Regions from separate parts of the Homo sapiens genome. Here region 1 is linked to region 2. Evidence: chromatin contacts called from ENCODE Hi-C or POLR2A ChIA-PET data. All regions are on one chromosome and are shown on one strand. The core of a region is the stretch at or near the end of the contact, and the rest is flanking DNA. Distances in the headings are between cores, read along the strand shown.

Region 1 (3,533 bases), core at 970-3,469, 91 kb after region 2:
TTGTCTGCCCCAAAGTCCCACCTCTAAAGAAAGGCAACCACTCAGCTTTTATCTCTACCATCTCTAGTACAGCGTCAGACATATAACAAACAGCTGTGGGGGTATTTTAAGGAAAAATATTGATGGCTTTTCTTCCTGGGATTTAACCAAAAAAGATCCATAGACTACAAGTTGGTGAGGGTGAAAGTACTAACAGAAGTTTCTAATCCCATAACTCAGCGGAAGCTGGTGAACTGAGACAACCCTAAGAAAGAAAAATGAAGGAAGAGTACCATCTCTTAAGACAGGTCTGAATCTAAATGCTCCAATTCCACTAGTGACTGACTATACAAGAGACATTTTACTTCATGTCCTTTTGGCATCTGTTAAAGCTCTGATGTTAAACATAGATCAAAACAAGAACTGGCTCTTTCAATAAGGATTAGGAATAGAATAAAAGTCACTGGTGCATGTGTTGATCACATTAACAACTCAAATGAAGATGTCTCTCTCAATCATCTCCCCAGTTGCAAGAGAAACCTAGATGATACAGGAAATAAAAACGCAGGTTTCAGAGTTAACTTAAATAACAGAATAAGGAAAGTTTCAAGACAGCAGGAAAGAATAAAACCACACAAGTGAACCAACAGCTCCTACAAAGCCACAGATATTGTCCAGGATTTTAAAAATACTAAAAAGGAATTAATCGGTTTTACAAAACATCTCTACTAATCTCACATTAACAATGGTAGGGTGCACTGGGTCCATACGTGCAGCTAATTCCAGTGCAAACCCAAGTATCATGTCCAGAAATGACCAATCAAGGGAAAATACTCTCACCACAAATAAATATGTATGTGAAGTAATGCACATGTTAATTAGCTTGATTTAGCCATTCCACAATGCAGACCCATATCAAAACACCAAGTTGTATACCATGAATACATACAAACGTTGTCAATTTAAAAATAGGCATTAAGGGAAACAGCTGAATTTCTATATTACCAGAAGTCAAAGGATCTAAAATTGCATTACACTGGTAAATGAGAACCAGAAATTGATTCTAATTCTAAAATGGAACAATGTTCCCACATATAATGTCCAAGGCAAAGTGACACCCCACAACTATTCCAAAAAGATCACAACATTTAAAACCACGGAAGTGTCAGTTATGCTTATTGAGTGTCTTTTATCTGCCGGGTTGTACTCTAAGTACATTCCTATTATTTCATAAAGGAAGAATCCTAGGCACAAAAGGTTAAGTGACCTCATAGAGCTGAGAAAGCAGCAGAAACAGAAGCTGATGTCAGGTGTGACTCTAAGATATTATTCCTATTGAAGGGACCATATTGGTGACATTCTCCTTCAACTCTCACAGGGTACTTATTACAATGCTATGATAACATAGAAAAGCCCTGAGGTTCAGGGTTATATTCAGATTAAAACTTGTAAGAAGGGGTCCCTAGTTATCTCCACCCATTCTCCTGGTTCAGTTACCTGCATCCTTTCTTCCTGTTGCTTTTACAATGATTAACACATAACGTGGTGTCAAGAAAATGTGTTTTCATTAATTGTTGACAATGAATTCAATAACTGCTCACTGAACAGAATTCAGCCAAGCAACAAAAAGACCACCCGATATCTGCATAAGAAGAGAGTGGTATGAGCTAATGAAGCGTATTTCACACCTCAGGAAGAGAAAACGTAGTTGCTCGTTCCAAAATGAAATACTCAGCCTCAGATAGCAAGTGATATGTGATCCATCATGTCTCTTCATCCCGTATTCCTCTCTACTTCCCTTCCCCAGAACCTCACTTTTCTCTCAGCTTAGCCATATACTTCACTGGGAGCAGGGGTGAAGTGTGACAAAGGGAGGGAAAGAAGTCACAAATAACTGCAGTCTCTTCCATTTGGATCACTCTCCATGCCTTCCAAGGAGATGTAAGTATGGGAATGTAAAATCCTCTGCCTCAGCAGCATACCCCAACATGCAAAGGCTTAGGAAGGCATGAAATTAGCCCAGCTTGTCAATCATGGAGCTTGGTCAGACTCTGGCTAAATTCTTTCAAGTAGAAAGGGGAATAAAACTTTTGAAAATTAAACTAAATGAGGAACCTTTTCCTCAGGGCAGGAGAGGTACTTCTAATTGACTTTTCAACTAGAGTGAAGGTTCACGCATGGCCCCAGGCTTTACTCCTCTGGAGAAGGAAATGAGAAGGCAGGCCACAAGCCACCCAAGCCGGAAGCCAGAAACTCATATAAATGCTATCAAGTCAATTTGCCAGCAGCCTGCTAATGAGGAGCCTCACACACCCAACTCTCAGAGCTGTTCATTTCCAAGAGGTATTTTAACTATCGTTAGCTCTGGGGTTTTCATGATGGCAATGGAACAACCTTGTCCCCCTTCCCCCAAAAAATCATGGAGCCCGGTTGGAACCCCCAAAAAGTGTAACTTGAATGCACCCAGGCAAAAGAAGTAATAGTCTGAGAGAGGGGCAAACCCCACAGAATCAGGGCCACATGCCCTATTAGCAATACTGTTTGGCCTCTATCCCCATCACCCTATGGCAAAGAAAAGAGAGGCATCTGAATCCCACAAAAGGAAAACTATGGCAAGAATATTTTATTTAGCCTCAAAAATGAAGGTGTTCTCCTTCCTGCATGGCATCACCAGCTGTTATTATTGGTCAAATAACAACAGCAACAGCAAACAAAAACGGGGGACAGAATAAAAAGAAAGGGCAGCAGAGGGTCTGTGGAGGCATGACCTCAGAATTGGCCAGAACCTGTTTCACAAGACCCCAAAGCTGCCTACTCTGCTCCAACCCCTTCCTCCCCCAGTCCATAAAGGGGAAGCCAGCCGGTTTTGATTCCCAAGAGGTTCTAGGTGAAATGGATATCCTTAAAGTCTGTAAAAAATTCAAGTGGCCCATAAAGTTCTCTGCAACCGTTAAAAAAAAAAATACAAAAGCTGCTATTTAAATTCAAGGGTACAAATGAAAATGATGCTCAGATTTAGGGAAAAAAGGAACGTAAATGTAACTATCTTTTAGTTACTTCCCTCCCAAACCTAGCCTTACGCATCTCTTCCCTCTGGCTGTTTCTGAGTTGTTTCTGTTATAATAAACCAGTAAATGCTTCCTGGTCTTTAAAAGGAGGAGGAGGACATAGACTCTGCTATTCAGATCCACACACTGATCCCTCTACAAGCAGTGACTCAAACACTGAATCTGAATAGGGTGGCTCTGGTGACTGAGATGGCAACCTCTCTAAAGATCTGGAGCCTGCTCTTGGCCCTGCTTTGATCCTATGCAGGCTGCTTGTACACAGGAAGAACATCTACTGGTGGGAACTCATAAAACATCACTACCCACGTTCAAGAGTACAGATGTGATGTCCTCATGAGAGAAAAAGAAGTGCTCTAAAAGATAAGAGCTCTCACATGTTCATCTAAATCTCAGGTTACCAAATTGAGCATACACATGCTAATGACAACTGGGATGACTGCTATAGACATGCATATGTACGGACCCAGAATGCACCCAATGTACTCA
Region 2 (3,433 bases), core at 809-3,308:
AAAAAAAAAAAAACCACACACACACACACAAGTGTGTGCACAACCCTTGTCAAAGGTTATCTGGGCCACGGATTAACCTTTTATAGATAAACATAGATCTTATTGAACTTCTATCTCCTTTGGCTATTTCACCAATGACAGGAAGGGTCAGAGAAAAATAACTCTCAAAGTAATCAGTTCTATAAATTGTCAAGGTTTCTGACTGATCAATAAAAAATAACCATTGAAAATGCATCTTATATACTATTTGGGAGAGAAAATGACTCAGAAGGGGTTTAAAAGTAGAACTGAAAAATATATGTTTTATAAACTGTCCTTCTACATTGATATGCCATGGGACGGATGCTAATCAATGTAATCCCCCAGCCAAAGGCCCTGAATGACAAGGATGCTGCTATGACTTCCCTTCATAAGCTGCCTGCAGAGTCACTTACTACTAACTACATAGAAATAATCAGAAAATCAATCTTATGGTTTCTTGCACACACCTATTTCTGACCAGATGAAGAAACACCCAGCTTGATCACTCACACGTAGCTGTAAAAGACTTTTGTTTATTGCCCTAAATCAAATCCAACTACCCTCAATGGTGATTCATCACACACTGCAGATTTTCAACAGGATCTCTGAAGGCAATTCAAATGAGGCTTCTGCAAATGGTTCTAGCAATGGTAGGATTACTTCTTGGGATGGTGGGTGAAAAAAATCAGTCACATTACTTCAGTTATCCATGATACATATGGTATCCTGAGGCTGATGGCTCTTTGAAAACTCCCACAGCCCACTTTTTATTCTCCAAAGCCCATCATGGGGAGCAGATTCTTCACAAGTATCTGCTAACCAGTTGATCTCACTCCCTAAACTTCAAACATTCAGGAAACCAGAGTTCAGCTATAATCAGAGGCTAGATTGTCTGAGTTTACAGTAAGCTAGAGTGGGGGTAGAGTGTCAAGATCCCTTACTTGGTGAAGGCAGAAGTAGATTCAAATCCTGCCCCTAACTTGCAAGGTGATGTGATCAGGTCATTTGCCTCTCTGAGCCTCTATACCCTCACCCTCCCACCCAATCATGTTAGATGAAGTTAATACCTACATGAGCACTCAATAAATAGCTATTATTCATATTATTCAAAATGGAATAATTTTGATAGATGCTTACCTCTCTCAGAGTTGGCTTGCCAATGAAAAAGTCTGTGTTTTTGCTGCTTTTGGGTGGGTTGAACTTGGGATTCAGAAAAGCACATCCATTTGCGATAGCTTCCAGGGGAGCTGGGCCCTCGTAAGGGAACCCAAGTCCAACAAACAACTGTAAGACAGAAAACCACACAGCGTATGAACACATCAGGCAGGACCATCAGGCAGGACGGGCATTCCTAGCTTGCAGGCGGCGATTCTGTGGCCCATTCCCGTGTGGACACCTCACTTTGGAAGGCTCCCAGGCCCTGGGGGGTGGGGCAGAGAGAATTCAGCTTACACCAGGATCTGAAAAACTACGAACTTTTAAAGTCCCCACAAAGCTGCTCAACTCACTATGCTCTCCTCCACCAAGGAACTAAAAAATTAAGTGTCTAGGGGTATCCACGGGGTAGGGAGGATGGAGTATTAAAAGAAAAACAACCACCACCACCACCAAGACCCAACAATAATCCTTCTGTAACTCACCAGGAGACATGACTGGAAAAACACTTGCTTAACTACACAGAAGGTTTCTTCATTGAACCAAAGAAACAACAGGCCCTTTCAGGAATGCTGGGCGGAGGGACAGAAAGGTCACTTGGAGGTTTGATTGCAGTTCAAACGGAACTGCTTTAAAATGATGGTAGGTCAGTAAACACAGGTTTTCATAATGGGGTTTACACTGGGGACACCAACATCTTGGTGTTGATTTTCCCCTCAGAGGGGAGAGAGGGTGCTGTGTTGCTGAATCTGCAAGGCAGCTGCTTCCCTCTCCAGCAGGCAAACCATGTGCTTCCCCCAAGACAGACCATAGATGGCAGCAACAACTTGCTCTCAGTCCTCAGAGCAACCACAGCAGCTGGAAGCCACGATGACAAAGGGGACAAGCTGCAGTTCAGTGGTGCTGATTTCCTGGGTCCAAAAATGAAATAACTGCTCACAGAAATGCCTCGGCACGTACCATCACAGTGGGTGTACTTCACACTGCTGGAGCACTGCAGGTTGTTGATGGGCAGGGTCCAGGTCTGGGCTTGACGAAGCTGTGTCCTCTCTACCCACATAAAAGCCTGTTCTGTTTCAGCCCCCAGGGGCACATTAAGTGAGAAAAGATAACTGGGCCCCAGGGCGTCCTTACCTTCTGCCATCACAGAGCATCACCCAACCACAAGGCCAGGTGTTGAGAATGAAGGAGATGGCTCAACTAGATTTAGCTGCAAGCTTGGTTCTGTTTTTCCCTCGGTCTTTTCACAGCAATCCCCTCCTTCTCACCAGCTTTCCTCTCTTAGCAGCTGCTCTAATTGAATGATCGTTTAGAAAGGTTCAGCTGGAGGGTGCCAGGCCCAAGCTGCCGGGCTGCATGTGTCAGGCCAACCCTGAGCACAGCCCATGGGTGACATACTGGAGAACCAGGTAGCTCCTGAAGGAATTCTGGGGCACAGCACTAACATCTCAGGTTTTCTGGACCTATTTACTTTTGTTTTGAACAGAATAGGGTACTCAATCTTTTTGGTTTTTTGAAAGAATAAATTTTCGTTTCCTGAAAACTGCGTGATCACAATGCCAGAGATGTCCACAGGGCAGGGAGCTGGGAAGAAAAGAAGCTTTAGAGGCCAGCAGAGCCCCTAATGCTGGCTGGGTCATTTCCCCCTTGGGCAGCAGAACCACCAGAGATCACGGGTGGGGGTGATGGTGGTGAGGAAAACATGGTAGCCAGGAGCCTGGAAGCTGTAGGATAAAGGGAAAGCTCTACTACCATTAGGAAGCTCCTGCTCTGCATCTTACTCTTATTATACAGCTAACAGAAACGAGATTGTCAGAGAGAACTTCTAACTATAGGGTGTGGCCTGGACATGTGGCTCAGGGGTGGGGGAGATCTGACTGCTGCAGATGAAATGGAAGGAAACAGTGGGAATGTACTAGTCCCACGACATCCCAGCTTTATGGAATATGAAGAATCCAGGGTTGTTATCTACCAGACTTGTGATCTCTGATTTGCCCTCTCCTATCAGACTTTGGAGAGGATGTGCCGGCTCTCCAGTGGAAAACAAATGACCTCTGTCAGGCCGTGGTTGGGCATAAGATAGCACAGGGAGTCCAGATCTTTCTGACTGAGGAGAAAAGTGCCAGAAGACGCAGATCAGGATTTCTGCAGGTTTAGTCAGAGAACCCACAGTGCCTCCTGACCTCTGAAAATCAGGGCCTGCCATGAAGTGTGGATACCTTCATCAACTCTAAATTTCAAAGAACAGCTTTGGAGG

The links. A loop is a pair of places that touch in the nucleus more often than their neighbours do. ChIA-PET counts read pairs that join two places held with the same protein, here RNA polymerase II (POLR2A). Pooled maps may share reads with other maps.
Region 1: a map of Right ventricle myocardium inferior shows a loop between it and region 2 (2.1-fold over the local background). The contact joins two enhancer-like sites. A Hi-C loop is called at or near these places in 2 of 168 maps with a recorded cell type or tissue (Right ventricle myocardium inferior and cardiac septum), 2 of 37 single-sample maps with no recorded cell type and 6 of 50 pooled maps. POLR2A ChIA-PET finds 5 or more read pairs at or near these places in 3 of 52 experiments (GM12878, Panc1 and SK-N-SH).

Annotation. Positions count from the first base shown.
Region 1 is chr2:134,319,782-134,323,314 of GRCh38, reverse strand. The region is part of intron 4 of MGAT5 (alpha-1,6-mannosylglycoprotein 6-beta-N-acetylglucosaminyltransferase); the gene reads right to left. It also overlaps the pseudogene EDDM3CP. Among named protein-coding and RNA genes, the nearest start is that of MGAT5, 67 kb to the right of the region's middle. Within about 2 kb of position 2,219, at least 3 of the 41 ENCODE cell types and tissues checked have a DNase peak (open chromatin) inside an H3K27ac peak, as active enhancers do.
Region 2 is chr2:134,410,741-134,414,173 of GRCh38, reverse strand. MGAT5 (alpha-1,6-mannosylglycoprotein 6-beta-N-acetylglucosaminyltransferase) reads right to left here. Exons shown (of 16, transcript NM_002410.5): 12 at 1,159-1,305. Among named protein-coding and RNA genes, the nearest start is that of MGAT5, 160 kb to the right of the region's middle. Within about 2 kb of position 2,058, at least 16 of the 41 ENCODE cell types and tissues checked have a DNase peak (open chromatin) inside an H3K27ac peak, as active enhancers do.